Linked DNA regions of Homo sapiens: region 2 is linked to region 1. A link is an interaction called in ENCODE POLR2A ChIA-PET data of the cell type or tissue named here. Cell type or tissue: B cell. All regions are shown on one strand. Each heading gives the region's core, and the rest is flanking DNA. Links, peaks and the distances in the headings are about the cores only.

Region 1 (2,908 bases), core at 222-2,721:
TGACCTCCTAACACCATCTTCACGCGGGTGAGGATTTCAACGTGGGAATCTGGGGGAGACACAAACACTCAGTTCCTAGCACCAGGAAAGCGTGTGTGAATGTGACAGAGTGCTGGGGGCCCTGAGAAGTCACGCCTCTTCCATTGGCTTCTGGGGCCACCAGGACAGGAGGACTTCCCCCAGCCTTGCGCAGCCTGCATGCTGGGGACAAGTGGTCAGAGCTCTGCACCACATTGTGGGGACCAGCTCTGGAGACAACATTGGTCTCTCTGGCTTTGGGCTTAAGTTGCCTCTGAGCTCATCACCTTTCTTTTCCTGACATCCTACTGGGAAGCTGCCTGTGGGACCCACACACTGGTAACCCTGCTTGGGTTTTAGATCCCTCCAAAGAGGTGGGACAAACACCACTGAGCAAAAGAGCCAGAAACAAAAGGGCACACGCTGTTTGCTGCCAGTGTATGAAGTCCAAGGACAGGCAGAGCCAGCCTTGCTTCTGGGAACCGGATGGCGGCCGCCCGGGGCAGGGGCGCGGATAGGGTCTGGGATGCCGGCGGGGCATGGCTTCAGAGTGGGCTCCGCTTATAAAACTTCAACTGGCTGAACACTCACGGCATGCACACTTTTCTGTAAGTACAGTCGAGGAAAAGTGAGAGAGAGAGGAGACACCAGCGTAGCCAACCACTCTCCAGATGCCGAGCTTCCTGGAGACGCCAAGACTGGTTTGCCTTCTGTGGGGGGTGGTTCCCTTCCCATCCTCTCATAAGCAATAATGATGTTTCCTTTCCTCAGTCAGAAGGAGCCTGTCCTCAGACTTCAGAAGGAGGAGGGAACCCTCCCTTCTCACTCCTCCAACTTCAGTCCCAGAAGGAGGCTGTGCAGCACGGTCCTCGGACTCCGGGAGGCGGTGCAGATGCATGATGCAGGTTCAATGTCATTAGCCAGGGCAGGATCCTGGGAGGGAAGCCATCCTTGGTGCTGCGTGGAAAACAGCAAGTGCAGCCCCCACGCACTCCCTGCCCGGGCCTCCCCACTCGCCTTGGGGTTAGACCAGGCTCCACTGGTCTCATCTTCAAGGATCTCCACAAGCTTCATTGCAGGATTTTTTCCTAGAAAGGCCTGAAAGGTGAGGTGAAAACTGAGGCACAAGGGATCAGCCAGATGTGGTGGTGCATGCCTGTAGTCCCAGTTACTTGGGAGGCTGATGTGGGAGGATCGCTTGAGCCAGGGAGGTCAAAGCTACAGAGAGCTGAGATTGCACCACTGCACTCCAGCTGGGGCAACAGAGGTGGAGGGCAGCAGTGTGATCATAGCTCCCTGCATTGACAAGACAGAAAGAAAGAAAGAAGGAAAGCAAGAAAGCAAGAAAGAAAGAGAAGGAAGGAAGGAAGGAAGGAAGGAAGGAAGGAAGGAAGGAAGGAAGGAAGGAAGGAAGGAAGGAAAGAAAAAGTTAGTTTGGGCCCAGCAAAAGGAGTAGGTTTGAGAAGTAGTTGGTGGGGGGAAGGGGCTTTCCTGAAAGAGCCACCTTTTCTTTGAAAAAGGAGAAACAGTAGCTCTGGAAGGACCGCCTCTGGAGTCAGACTTGAGTCCAAATACACTCTTGAGGACACATCGAGTGTAGGAAAACGAAAGACAGGTGCAGGCTCGGGGCCAGCTCTGCACAGCGTCCCGGGTGGGTGGGATCACACCAGTATGGGATCCAAGACATATTCCTGCAGCAGTTGATTTCCAGAACTCGGATGAAAACACCACATTAATTCCCAGGGCAAGCACCAGCCAGACTGAGTTTCACTCCTCATGAGGCCTAATAAGTCTAAATATGTATAACTTCACCTAAAATTAAATCCAGCTTCAAAACAAGCCCATGCAGTTACATAAGGCAGTGAAATGGGAAGACTGGCTTTCAAAACAAAACCAAAATCATGATCAAGGAGCGAGCGTGGACCTCGTGGGGCTGACCTTCGAAAGACCCTCTTCGTTCTCTTACTTCCCATTCTATGCACGTAATTTCCCCAGTGTAAACCCTGATGACCAAAAGGCCTCCGAAAGACCTCACCAGCATGTTAACATCCTCATTCCTCCTTCTCCTCTCTCACATGTGGTCACATTTTCTTGCTTTTTTTGTTTGGTTGGTTTGTGTGTGTTTGTTTGTTTTGACAGGGTCTCGCTCTGTTGCCCAGGCTGCAGTGCAGTGGCGCTATCATAGCTCACCGCAGCCTCAACCTCCTGGATTCAAGCAATCCTCCCGCCTCAACCTCCAGAGTAGCTGGGACCACAGGTGTACCCCACCATGCCCCACTAATTTTTTTCACATTTTCTGAAAGCATTAAGTGACTTGAAGGAGACCCCCAACCCATACAAATTCACTCCAAACCACAGACTTGTGGGTTAGGCCTTAGAATTCTAAAATCTGGGGAGACCCTGGGGGCCTTTCTGACTCCAGACCACCCCAACTAGGAAGAACCCTGTTGAGACGTGAAAACCAAGAACAAAGAAGTGATGAGGTTGCCCAACCTGTTTTTCTTTTGTTTTTTAGGCCTTAAAATAGTTAATAGTGTATGTTATTTGAGCCATAATTTCCTTAAAACATTAAGTTTCTCCATTTACATAATGTATTCGCAATAACAGGCCCAGGACTGGAGATGAGGACATAATAGGTTCAAGAGTTCAAGTCAAATTCCAACCTTTTCTAGTGCTTAGTTTTGTGGGTAAATCCTGTCCCTTCCCTGGGTCTCCCTGTCTCTCTCTGTATAAACTCAAAGGAGGGGACTGGGGATCACTAAGGTCCTTCTGGTTCTGCAAGTGTCTCATTTATCCTTCCTGGGTTGGTCCAATTCCAGCTTCAGGTGACCCTCAGCAATATGTCTTCTGGCATTGAAAAGCCAGGCTCCTGGAACCTCACTGCCGCCAC
Region 2 (2,908 bases), core at 268-2,767, 88 kb after region 1:
AAAGGTAATTTGTCTCCTACTGGATATACTAAATACCTTAGTGAATTTTTTATTTTGAATAGCTCTTTGTTAATCTACATAATTGTTTATGAATTTAACTTGCTTTATAAGTTCAAATTATCCTATATGCTATACAACACACTAATGGTAATGATGAATAAGATCTACTAATTAGGCTTTCTTCTGGGCAATGCATGTGGGTATCTTAGATTGCTTAGTTAAAACATAATGAGTAAAGATGTCCTTAGATCAGGCCAAACACTTCATCTTCCCCCTGCACCTCCGTTTGATTAAATTTTTCGTAAATTTTGTTAGGGCTGCATGGCTTATTGGGAAGGGACCTCATCCCTACCCCAGGCATTGGTATCAATTTTCCTGAAGCTATGTGAAGTATTAAAAAACCATATTCAGGCCTGGCATGTTGGCTCACGCCTGTAATCTGAGCATTTAGAGAGACAGAGGCGGGCTGATCAGTTGAGGTCAGGAGTTTGAGACCAGCCAGGTTAACACGGTGAAACGCCTTTACTAAAAATACAAAAATTAGCTAGGCGTGGCGGCCCATACCTGTAATTCCAGCTACTCAGAAGGCTGAGGCAGGGGAATCGCTTGAAACCAGGAGGCAGAGGTTGCAGTGAGCCCAGATTGTGCCACTGCACTCTGTCTCAAAAAAAAAAAAAAAGCCATATTCATTATGACTTTTTAATTTTGTGACATGTATAAATACATTTTTTATTATCTACATAGTAAATTTAAAAAGCTGCATCAAACTGTAGCCGGTGAGGCTGCATAAATGATGTGGGACGAAGAGTTATAATAACTTGAGATCACTGTAGTGAAAAGAACGTGTATTTTAGATTAGACCTGAGATTGATAGATATCCTTACTAGGGGCTTGCGGGTAGGACACTTAAGGAAATTGGAGCTTGGAGTGAGCTTTGTAAAATAATACTAAAACCATCCTCCTAGTGGGGTTACTGTGTGACGTCCAAGAACTCGGGGGCAGTTGGCTTGCTGTCCTGTGCTCCGTTCTGACGACTGAGCCCGCCCAGGTCTGCAGGGTCCTGGGGTCCTGCGGGTTCTGTAGGGTTCCCTGGTGTGTGGAGTCCCTACCCGCTACAAGCTCCGTTGGGTCTACGGAGTGTGCGGGGATCTCCCAGCCCTGTTGGCTGTACGGGCTCAGTGGGGTTTGCAGGGATCCCCTCGTTCTGTGGGGTCCGTGGGCGCCGAGTCAGGGCCATGCCCCTGGGCTCCGCTCGCGGAGCCGGCGTCGCCCTTGTTGACTTTCAAAAGGCGCCGCCGGCCCCGCGCCCTACACGCTCAGCACGCCCTGCGCGGAGTTCCCCGCTCTGGCGCACTGGCCTTGGCTGGCGGGAGGGGGCCGGAGGGGCTGCCGGCGGAGCAGAGACACAGCCACCCTCCCCAACACACCATGAGGTGAGTCGGGGAGGGGCCTAGGTCTCCCACATGCTGTTGTGGGAAGCTCTGACCCCCGCTGTGCCTGGGGCGGGCTCACCCACGGAGGTGACTGTTAATACAGCGCTGAGTGCGAAGGAGACCCGAGAAAATGGGCCTATTCTGTCTAGTAACGTTTTACCTTCTGGTGAGGGTGTGGGGAGAGAAGCTTTGGCAGGGTCAGTGAGGCCCCGCAGCAGAGCCCTGGTGATGAAAGACACTTTTGTATGGTACCCGAAGGCTTAACTTCACTCCTGATTGTGAGTGGATTGTGTGTGGTAGTGGTGGAGCCCTTGCAGAACCGCCAGAGAGACGGTGCTAGTTGTGTGTGTGCCTATGTAAACCTACAATAGCTAAGGTCATCTTTTGAAATGTAGAACAGGGATTGCACATTGACTTTGCGCTTCAAGTATTTGCAGGTTATTACCTTAGTTTTTACTCCCTTTGTGCGTGCCGTGATTATCTTGGTTTAAACTCGTATGTGGCAAGAAATTTTTTAATGAATGTTTAAGTTTCTGTGAAAATTGTGTATTTCTCAAATTGTATTTTTTGGCTTTTAATAGGGTCACTTTGTTTTCTGGGTCTCTGTTTTGACTTACGGGAAATGCTATTTGTTTTCTCTACATTTTCTTCATTTAAAAAAAACCTGTAACTTCAGGAGTTCAAGACCAACCTGGGCAACCTCATCCCTGGAGGAGGGGGGAACCCCCACAAAACCACAACTATAACTGGCTGCTACTTAGGACTACAGGAGATCTTTTTTCCAAAGTGGAAATAGCTTTATTTCACCCAGATTATGTTTATTTAAAATTTCAGATAATATATAAAGCTGTAAAAAGTAAAGCAAAAACTACCTGTACTTGTCCCATCCAAAGATAACTTCATAGAATATTTGATTATCTACTGTGGTGCTAGGAGCTCTGTTGGACCCTGGGGACTTTGGTGAACAGACAATGCCTGCCTCTATAAACCTTACATTCTGCTGGGGAAAATAGACCTCTCCCAACCCACCAAAAAGTAAATTTATAATAATTCCATGTTCTAATGCTTTAAAGAAAACACTTGCAGCAGGGTAATCCGAGGTTTATCTGAGTGGATGACTTAAATAGATGTCACTAAAGGAACAGAAAGAGCTCAACCATGGGAGGAATGGGGAGAAAAAAAAAAGAATTCTGGTCAGAAATAACAGCATGCACAAAGGCCTTAAAAGAGGAAAAAGCTATAAAAAGAAAAATCCATGTAGCTGCCACTCAGTAGTAAGTCAGGGAAAAGTAGAGCAAGATGAGGTATAGGAAATTGGCAGGGACCAAATTTTACTTGTCCATGGCCAGGAGGGTGTGTTTTGTGTTCTGAGGGCAGTGAGAGGGTACTGAGGGGCTTTAATTAGAAATAAAGTGATCTGGAAAACTAATTGATTAATTTGTTAAGTAAATATTTATTGAAACCCTACTGTATAA

The links. Peaks named below come from ENCODE experiments on the same cell type or tissue, not always from the same donor. Only the 100,000 strongest peaks of a DNase experiment are listed, where the experiment ranks them.
Region 2: POLR2A ChIA-PET joins it to region 1 with 11 read pairs; 4 of 35 experiments call an interaction of 5 or more read pairs at or near these places.

Annotation. Positions count from the first base shown.
Region 1 is chr10:5,603,492-5,606,399 of GRCh38, forward strand. No RefSeq gene overlaps it. Among named protein-coding and RNA genes, the nearest start is that of LINC02678, 5.7 kb to the right of the region's middle. In B cell, for the core only: no CTCF peak of the experiment used is centred there; no DNase peak of the experiment used is centred there.
Region 2 is chr10:5,691,486-5,694,393 of GRCh38, forward strand. The region is part of intron 1 of TASOR2 (transcription activation suppressor family member 2); the gene reads left to right. Among named protein-coding and RNA genes, the nearest start is that of TASOR2, 8.1 kb to the left of the region's middle. RefSeq lists a silencer at 1,179-1,408. In B cell, for the core only: no CTCF peak of the experiment used is centred there; a DNase peak (open chromatin) is centred at 1,386; H3K4me3 peaks cover 1,289 bases; H3K27ac peaks cover 1,139 bases.